Regions from separate parts of the Homo sapiens genome. Here region 1 is linked to region 2. The links are chromatin contacts, found by Hi-C in ENCODE. All regions are on one chromosome and are shown on one strand. The core of a region is the stretch at or near the end of the contact, and the rest is flanking DNA. Distances in the headings are between cores, read along the strand shown.

The links. Hi-C counts contacts between places; a loop is a spot of excess contacts on that map.
Region 1: a loop to region 2 is called in a map of Calu3, with 2.5 times the contacts of the local background. The contact joins two enhancer-like sites. A Hi-C loop is called at or near these places in 1 of 168 maps with a recorded cell type or tissue (Calu3).

The regions. Positions count from the first base shown.
Region 1 is chr6:131,787,193-131,792,544 of GRCh38, reverse strand. It overlaps MIR548H5 (microRNA 548h-5), which reads right to left and starts at 373; the gene lies at 314-373. Within about 2 kb of position 4,029, at least 4 of the 41 ENCODE cell types and tissues checked have a DNase peak (open chromatin) inside an H3K27ac peak, as active enhancers do.
Region 2 is chr6:132,267,335-132,272,619 of GRCh38, reverse strand. It overlaps the pseudogene EEF1A1P36. Among named protein-coding and RNA genes, the nearest start is that of MOXD1, 130 kb to the left of the region's middle. Within about 2 kb of position 1,784, at least 3 of the 41 ENCODE cell types and tissues checked have a DNase peak (open chromatin) inside an H3K27ac peak, as active enhancers do.

The DNA of each region.
Region 1 (5,352 bases), core at 2,780-5,279, 480 kb after region 2:
TATTGGAGTCCGTCGGAAAGGTACCAATTCCAAATTAAGAGCCATAGTCCTTTTGACCATCATTGTTTACACCTATCCTGTGTCCACTTTGGAAAACCTATTCTCCTGACAGCCACTAGAAGGGGAAGTCCCACAGATCCTGGGACATGGCACTGCCCCATGACTAATTTGAACAGAGAGGGAGGCCTCACAGAAATCCAGCAACCCATTGACTCAGCTGGGACTGAGGTTTCCTTGGCTTGGTTTGAGGTTTTCTGTTGCTTGAGAATTCTGCAGCAGACATAGCTGGAAGATCATGACGTATTAGGCTGGCGCAAAAGCAACCGTGGTTTTTACAGTTAAAAGTAATGACAAAAACCGCGATTACTTTTGTGCCAACCTAATAGAAAAAGGGGCTTAGGGAGACCATGCTGTGCTGTGCGCAAGGTGAGTCAGCAGAGGAATCTGCCATACACAGAAAGGCAAGCACGGAGCGAGCTTTTGGAAAGAAACGGAGACAGGAGGGAACATGAAGTGACCTGATTGTCGGGCCCTAGCCCCCACCTGCGTGGCTCTACTCTCCCTCACCTACTGTCTTTGGGTTTTAAATATTTCTTTATTCTTAAAACAATGTCCCTCCTTTTTGTCATGATCTAATTTTAGTTGGTTTCTTTTATTACATACAAAAAGTACTGGGGTCATAGAAGACTTCCTAAAGAAAGTGATGCCTGAGCGAATCTTGAAGGACCCCCCAAGATTTAGGCAAAGAATAAGAGAGAAGATAATATTTCAGGATGAAGAAGCCACATACACAGATTCATAGGCATGACAGTGTTGCTTCTTCCAAGACCTGCAGTGCAAGCACTCGAATGCACTGAAGCTCATCACAGCTGGACAGAGAGAGGCCAGAAATGTTCAGCTGACATCTAGGCACTGAATGAATGAGGTGATTAAGTTAGCGCTTCGCCCACCCGTATCTTGGAAAATTCTTTTCTACAAGTCAGAAAAAGATAAATAAGATTACTAGAAAGTTTGGCAAGCCAATTAAAGACAGGATGAGTTGTGATACTTGGTTCCAGGAGAAAGATTTACAGGAATAATACTATGTGTAAATATTCTATGTACAAAATTATTCCAATGGGAGAAAACAGCCTCCAAAAATATCTTCATTGTCTCTGAACTATAAGTAAAATCATTTTAAGAAATTAATGTAAGATGAATGGAATGGTAATTACGTACAAGTTGCAAATTTTCCATGTAGATCTAAAATCAAGTAATTCTGAGAACTTGCTATCAACAAACTGAGGATCAAATATTAAGATTGACTTTATTATAGCATAAAAACATTAAATATAAAGAAATCTCCCATACTATTTGGATTCTCATACTTTTTCTTTAGAAAGTGTTTAAACTGCAGCCGGACGCAGTGGCTCATGCCTGTAATCCCAGCACTATGGGAGGCCGAGGCAGGCGGATCACGAGGTCAGAAGATTGAGACCTTCCTGGCTAACACAGTGAAACCCCATCTCTACTAAAAGTACAAAAAAATTAGCTGGGCATGGTGGCGGGTGCCTGTAGTCCCAGCTGCTGGGGAGGCTGAGGCAGGAGAATGGTGTGAAACCGGGAGGCAGGGCTTGCAGTGAGCCAAGATGGTGCCACTGCACTCCAGCCTGGGTGACAGAGCAAGACTCTGTCTCAAAAAAAAAAAAAAAAAAAGAAACGAAGTGTTTAAACTGCAATAATTTTATTAAAATATATTCAAATTAAAATGAAATTTGAAGATTGAAAAATGTTTCAATAACTTTGTTTACTATTGGTAATGTATTTCCTGACTAGGAAAAAAATGAACATTAAAAATTAACTCTTTTAGTAAATCGATTTAGAAAATCAAGGCAAAAAAATATATATACGTATAAATACATATATGTGTACATGTACACATATATATGTACATGTACATATATATGTGTACATGTACATATATGTGTGTCCATATATGTGTATGTGTACATATATGTGTCCATATATGTGTATGTGTACATATATGTGTCCATATATGTGTATGTGTACATATATGTGTGTACATATATGTGTATGTGTATGTGTACATATATATGTGTACCTATATGTGTATATATGTGTACATATATATGTGTATATATACGTATATATGTGTACATATATATGTGTATATATACGTATATATGTGTACATATATATGTGTATATATACGTATATATGTGTACATATATATGTGTATATATACGTATATATGTGTACATATATATGTGTATATATACGTATATGTGTACATATATATGTGTATATATACGTATATATGTACTGGAGTGCAGTGGCGCAATCTCCACTCACTGCAACCTCTGTCTCCTGGGTTCAAGCAATTCTCCTGCCTCAGCCTCCTGAGTAGCTGGGATTATAGGCATGTGCCACCATGCTCAGCTAATTTTTGTATTTTTAGTAAAGACAGGGTTTCACTAGGTTGGCCAGGCTGGTCTCAAACTCCTGACCTCAGGTCATCCACCTGCCTTGGCCTCCCAAAGTGCCAGGATTACAGGCATGAGCCACTGTGCCCGGCCGACTTCCAGTTTCTGAAAGCATAATCACATCTTCCACAAACTGGAACACTCAACAAATTGATCTGATCAGGAATGGGAACTAACAATAATGATAGCTATCATTTTATTAAGTGCCACCATGTGGTAACCATGGTGCTGGGAACTTTAGCCATTCATTTATTTTTCACCTCTTTGTTCATTGATTTTTTAAGAAAATTCATTTATTCACCAAATATTTAACAGAGTTCTTACAATGAGGCAAGCATTATTCTAGGCACAGTACCCAAGAGTAAGAGAACATCAGGCTCCTCAAGTTTAGTCTAGTGAAGAGACATAGATATGAATCAAATGAAGTGCAGAGAATTATAATTGTAAAAGTTGTAATAAATACTCTGGTGAAAAAGGACCAGGGGCAAGGAGAACATATAACTGGATGTATGTAGCTGAACCAATCTGTAGCAGGAGTAGGATGTGGTCAAAGAAGTGTTCCCTGAGAAAGTGATGCTTGAACCAAGATTTGAGTGAAAAGTAGGGCTTAGAACTAAAGGAAGTGGAAATAAGACCACAGACCTAGATAATTTTGAAACATGAATTTTGGTGGTCGTGTAAAATGTGTATATAGGAGGAAATGAGACAGATTGGCCATGAGTCACCAACTGAAGACTATTCATACATCAGTTCTTAAGCCACCAATTTTATGGGTTCCCTTTTATAGATGAGAATAATTCAAGGTCCCTCAACACTGCCAGATACAGTTTTATAAATCAGAGAGGAGGAAGGCATTTGAACTCATAAGTAAACCAACTTCAAAGGGCTAATAAATGAAAATATACACTTGAAAAGTGATTTGGGTATTTGCATTTGAAAATTAGGGAGAGAAGCAGTAAATTAAGTCATATACATTTGAAAATAAATTCAAATATATATTTTGAAACAGTGGAAGTTGCAGCAAATTTTAAAAGTTATACATTTGAAAGGAGATTGGAAAAGAAAGCAAGACACAGAATGATTTTGAGGAAGGAAATCAGTAAAGATATTTTTTGTTTTGATTTAACTTCAGTTCTGAGATACTGTAAGTAGCAAGTATTCTATTGAGGGCTGTAATAGGGAAATGAATGTCTTTTGTTTTTTCTCCTCAAACATAAAAAGTTGAACTTGTGTAGACATTTCATAGGAATAAGTTCTGTGCAAATGGAAAAAGTGAAATATAAAGATGCATTTTGATTATTTTTACACTTTCTTCAGAATAGAGATATTTGAATCTTGTGAATCACAAACTGTAAAAGGCAGCAAGTTTTTATTTTAGTAAATTATTATGTATCTTTGAAAACGGGGATGGAAACTCTGTAGGTCACAATGTGAGGCTGTTATCAGTCTGTCCACAAGGAAGCAGTAAGCTCCTCAGCTCAGAGTTAAGGCTGCCACAAGAGATGAATGGGCAGCTCAGCTCTCCAGCAGTTGCTGTATTATAAACACAGTGAAATAATCACAGAGACAAAAAGGACTTTAAGGATTCACTCAAGTATGCTCTTTGGCAGTAAGCTGTGACTAGGGCCCACTGGGAAACAGCTGCTGATGACAGCCCAGTCTGGCAGCCCCTGCGAGAGGTGGAGTTGCTTTTGCGGAGCAAATTTGGGCTTCAAGCTAATCATGATTCAAGCGGGCATTGAAAAAAACAATCACAGGTGCCTCATAGAGAGCCTTGTTGCCATGCGACTCTATTATGTCAAGAAAATAAATAATGATAAATAATAAGATCATACCAGCTGCCACTTATTGGACATTTAAAATATGCTAGGCACTGAGCTATGTGATTGCAGATTGTCTCCACTTGGGACTACTTCACTTGGGCTGACAAAACAGAACCACCTAGAGAGCTGTGCCTCCATCAGTCCTCTGCCTGAGGCAGGGATCACCATCTCTTTTCATGAGAAACCTAAAAGGTTTCCAGTCCTTTCGTTACAGTCCATTTTACCAATGAACTACATTTTAAACCAATGCCCTTTGTATAGAGTTGGATATGAGGTTGTTTCCAATCTTGTAACTCCTAAGAATGTTACAGAGAATATCTTTGCACATACCGTATTTCCCAGTGTGACTACATCTGTAGGATTCACACTTACAAGTGAAAATGCTGGGTCACTTTTTTAAGTCTCTAAAGATCCTTGCAAATAGTCCTCTACGTAGGGTGAATGGATTTACTCTCCCACAAGCAATGCATGACAGATCCTGTCCCACCCCCACAACTTCTCAATATATAGTGATGACAATAATAGCAGCCACATGTTGGTATCTACTACTTTCTAGGCGCTATTCTAAATGATTTATATACATTAAGTCACTTAATCCTCACAGAACTCTAAGAGATAAGTACTATTATTTCATTACCACTTTATAGATGAGGAAACTGAGGCAAATAGAGATTAATACATTTGCCCAAGGTGACACAACTAGTCACGCAGGCAGGCTTTTAATTTAGGGTTCGTGCTTTTAAATCTATGGTTATACTGCTCAAGTTTTATTTTTGCAATCTGATGGATGAAAAGAGGGTACCTCATTGAAGGGTCTATTTGTATTTCTCAGATAATAAGATTGACATTCTTTATGTAATGATTTGCTCTGCCCCCTTCTGGGAATTGGCCATTCCTTTTTGTTTGTTCATTTTTCTACCAGGCTCCTGGGCTTTTACTTATTGACTCATCATACAGTCAAGGCCTTTTGATTTTACTCATGACTTTTGCTCCTAAGTGTTTATTTTTTCTATGCAATATTTTGTTTTTATGTAGTCACATTTATT
Region 2 (5,285 bases), core at 535-3,034:
TGCCATCTTTACCCTAAACTTTCTATCCCTTAAACCAAGGCCTGTGATCACATGGCTCCAGCATGTTGCTACCATCCCAACCAGAAATTGGCACAAATGCCTCAGTGTAAGGGCTGTGGCCCATTTTCTTAATGTAAGTGCTGACTTCCTTAGCAATTTCTTCATGTCTCTTCTGCTATAGGGTGGCTCAGTGAAATCCATTTTGTAAACAACAACAATTACTTGTTACACATCTGGCATGCAAGCCAGAAGGGTGTGCTCAGGGGTCTGCCCATTCTCAGAGATACCAACTTCAAATTCACCAATGTCAACAGCGACAATCAAGGCAGCGCATTCTACCTGGGATGTGCCTGTAATAATGTTTTTGATAAAGTCTTGTGATGGTCACATAGCACTTGCTGGTCTCAAATTTCCACAGAGAAGTATCAATTGTGACACCACGTTCACACTCAGCTTTCTGCTTATACAAGGCCCAGGCATACTTGAAGGAGCCCTTTCCCATCTCAGCAGACTTCTTATCACATTTTGCAGAGGGTCTCTTGTCAGTCCCACCACATGTTTAGATCAGTAGGGGTGGACTTGCCCAAATCTACCAGCCCAATGATGACAATATTGATGTGAGTCTTTTCCTTTCCCATTTTGGCTTTTAGGGGTGGATTTCACAACATCTGTGTTCCTGTAGCCAAGGAAAAGCTTAACATTGCTTTGGAAAGCAGCGTCTTTTCTGACCTATTTTACTTGTACTTGAAATTTATCTTTTAGAAAAAAATGACTTACATCTAATATTCTGATATAGTATGATTTTTAAAATAGCTTTATTGAGATATAATTCATATATCATATGATTCACCAATTAAATGTGCAATCTAATACTTTTGGTATGAAAAAATATACATTTTTGAAAGCCAATACATCAGGGTTTTTTTTAACCTTAAAACAACATGTGCTATAAAACAAAACAACTTCCTCTTCCCACCTCCTCTTTTCTATTCCAAGAAGAAACAAAGAAACAAAATATGTTTTCTGCAGGAAGGTGTGTGTGTGTGAGACTGTGCATGCATGTGTGTGTCCTCATTAGAGGAAAAACAGAAACTGTCCATTTCTATCAACTATTCAGAAACAAAAAAGGATAAGCTTCACAAGCAGGAGCTTGGAGAAATAAGGAGCAATATTATTCTAGAAACCATCTTTTCTGTTTGTTTTTCAAGATCTGGAGAGGTCCTGCATTTGCTGCCTGACATCCCACTCCACATGGTCTTCCAGAAGGAGCCACAAAAGGTAGGAAGTTGGAAGCCAGCCTTGAAAAGGGAAAGGAAAGGACCCAGCAAGGAAGGAAAACTAGTGGCCAGTGATCAGCTGTGTTTACCCACACTGAGCTTATAAATACAACCTAGGCAATACCTCGTGATTTGGGTGAATTGCCAGGTGCACTTGGATAAAGAGAAAACTCAGGAACACAGGAATAAGAAAGGCCAATGTTTGCTCTTAATATCTGGCTGTTAAAGCAATTTACGCAAATCACACTGGGCTGAGTAAGAAGAGACCAACCAGCTGAGCAACAGCATAGGAGGGAAATTGTCTCAAGACATGGAAGGAGTTTTCACATCCTGTTAAACTTGAGGCTAGTGTTATTTTTTGCAGTAAAGCTATGGAAAATACTGGAAGGTTTGGGCAGGGAGTCTGAAAACAAAAATCATGCTGCTTGTAATTGTATGTCTGCCTCTTTGCCAGCTGATGTAGACGAGAAACCGCCCAGCTGTAGATCATTTCCTCTTGCTTGAATACCCATTTGCAATGATTGATTTTAAAGGTCACAGGAGTGCTTGCCAGCACATTTTTATATAAGGAGTCCAGCCTTCTGTTTTGACATTAGTCAGATGCATATGTGGCACCTGAGGAACAAGGAGGAGACAAAGGATCAGGTTCCCTTTTGGATCCATCACTGTCAAGATGGAAACTCTTGCATGTCTGAGTGCCTTATTTTGGCCCAGACACCCCCAAACTGATGGGGAAAAAAAAAACACCTCTGTAATATTTTTATACCGTAGTCTCAAAATTTTACCCTTTAAATTTTTTCACTCTTCTAAAACTTTTCCTTTTTCTTCCTTCCCTTTCCTGTATCCTTCCCTAAATATTTTCTACATCCTTACTATGCATGTCACGTCCTATGCAGCTACTGGGTATGTATGTAGGAATACCAAATAGTTTTGCATCAGGATGTTTACAAATCTAGTGAAGTTTTGAAAACAAATAATAGCAACACGATCCACCAAGAGACTCACGTACAAGGTACCATGTGTCCAGATTAACAACCTACAAAACATTAAAAGTCCCCACTAATTACTAATTTAATGAAATTATTTCTGCTATCTATCTATAGCTATCTATTGCTATATCTATCTGATTAATAAGTTATGGAAGCTTTTTCTTTTTAGCTTTTCTTTCTTTATAAAAAGTTCACTTATTCTTAGAAGGCTTCCTTGACTGATTTCAACCAACATTTATTAAATGCTTATTAGGGGCCAGCCAGGCAGAGTACTAGGATTCGAGGGTTACAAAAATGCATAGAAAAGCTCCTAACTAAAAATAGCTTATAGTCTTAACAGGTGAGACAGATTCTCAAAGCAATACTATAATGCAGGTAAGTAAGTTCTGCAAGTTATGTGTGAAGTACTTACTATGAGAGCACTGAGCCAAAAGAGATGGCTTTTCTCTGATGGACTTCCTGAGAGATGAGCGGATCAGATGAAGTCACAAAGAGGGGAAGACATTTGAGCTAATGCTTGAGAATCATTAAGAGTTCACCAGACCATCTGGTGGCACTGTGTTTATTTCAGACTTTTACCAAAGTTTAGGTGCAACCCAGTGGGTTTTTACAGCTACAGAATGCAAACATTTCAAAATTGATTATTGCCCATCCTTGTTCTTGGGTCTCTTCATTGCCCTGGTAAGTCCGGTCACGTTAATCAGTCCCTGCGCCTTTATCGAGGCCTTTCCTAGCTTACCCATCTCCTCCATTTATCTAACCCATGACCTAATGGTGTCTTGCAAGTTACCTTTCCACCATCCACTCACTTCTGAGCCTACGTTTCATCTCCAAAAGACCTGTTAATTTGTTCTTTCTCAAAAAAGAATCACCTGCTCTGGGTCTTATCCTATAGCAGAGGCTTTGTAATTTCAGCCTTTCCTTTTCTCCAACAGCTTCTATGACTGGAAGGGAATGGAATAAAGATTTTTTATTCCACTACTAATTATTCAAATACCTATTCCATCCCTAGGCAGTAGAAGTCACCATGGTCAGCTTTCATTTGTAATAATTTTCATCCCTGTGAATAACACTTGACTCCTGACCTCAAAGAGGTCAGGTATTTCTAGGTACTTTATACTAGCATTGCTTGTTCTTACTTATTTATAACTCGTCACATCCCTACAATAAAACATAAATGCAGTGACTGCATACTGTTAATTGGCCAGATTATCTCATGCCAATTTCTCTTACTATTAGATACCAGTTAGTTATAAATGCTGCTGAGCACCTTAATTTTTTAATGAAAAAGCTTTTAAAATAGTAATTGAGTGTTTTGAGCTACCATTTTCTTTTTTCTTTCTTTGTTTCTTCTTTCTTTTTTCTTTCTTTTTTTTTTTGAAACAGAGTCTCACTCCGTCACCCCAGCTGGAGTGCAGGAGTGCAGTGGTGCAGTCTCAGCTCACTGCAACCTCTGCCTCCCAAGTTCAAGCAATTCTCAAGCCTCAGCCTCCAGAGCACCTGGGATTACAGGTGCATACCACCATGCTTGACTAATTTTTATATTTTTGGTAGAGACAGGGTTTCACCTTGTTGGCCAGGCTGGTCTCGAATTCCTGACCTCAAGTGATCTGCCCACCTCGGCTTCCCAAAGTGCCCGGATTACAGGTGTGAGCCACAACGCCCAGCCTGAGCTACTATTTTTTAGGCGATCAAGCCCAGTCTCAACTGCAAGAGACTGAAAATGTGGAACTAATTACAAAACAAAGTAAGTTAATTAAGTAGGGACATAAACATTTAAATGGGATTGGGGTCTATGTTTGACGGTTTGCAACTGGTCAAGTTATATAGTTATAGCAACAAATTCTGCTGTTGCCTTTGTGGTTTAGAATGACTGGACTAAAAATACCCAATTGTTTTTAAGTTCTAAAAAGCAGGCCAAATCCCACTTTAGGGACTCTGTGTTTTCTGACGTTTTCTAAATTTTCTCTTTGAAGGTAGAGAAAATATTGCTTTCTGAGAAAAGGTATGTTCTTGGAACAACTGCATAAAGCTAAAAATAGTGGGAATTGAACATAAGAATGCTCACAGAGAAGTGAGCCAAGCTGTAGATTCTGGTTGTTATATTTGACTAAGAAAGTCTCCAAAAAAGGAAGAAAACAAAATCCTAATAGGTTATATTAAAAATCCAATTGATGTTATTTGAAAAGCAGCTGTCTTTTACGGGGTAAGATTTACTCCCTTTAAAACAATCCATTTTGTTTCATTTATTTTTCTGAGAACTCAGTATGATTCAATTGGCTTAAGATATTACACATTATTGGCTGGATAACTAAATTTAGTTTTGTAGTCATAAAATAGAAATCATAACATTCTACTACAAAGTATAGATTAGCTTCCTTCATGGTTTTTAAAAACGTCTGGTTTCTTTTTAGTTTATAAATGTAAAGCATTGAGGTTTCAAAGAGGAAGTGAAAACTGCCAACTGAAAATGGCTAGTGATCCATCTAAACCCAATGCAATGGCCTTTGGAACATACTATTTGGATATTAAAGAGAGAATAACATTTTTATATATCTGTTGGGAAACAACATCTCTACAACCATATGTTTTAATGATGAGCCTGGAGAGATATTATTTTTTAAAAATTCTTCATTTAAGCCCCCATATCCTTTAATTTTAATTTTTATAGTAAATGACACTATAACAACACTCTGGCTTTTTTTTTTTTGAGACAGTCTTGCTCTGTCGCCCAGGCTGGAGTGCAGTGGTGCAATCTCAGCTCACCGTAACCTTCGCCTCCCAGGTCCAAGTGATTCTCCTGCCTCAGCTTCCTTAGTAGCCGGGATTACAGGTGCACATTACCACACCTGGCTAATTTTTTTTATTTTTAGTAGAGTTGGGGTTTCACCAACATGTTGGCCAGGCTGGTTTCAAACTCCTGACCTCAAGTGATCTACCCTCCTTGGCCTCCCAAAGTGCAGGGATTACAGGTATGAGCCACTGTGCCCTGCCCAACACTCTAGCTTTGAGTGTCTAA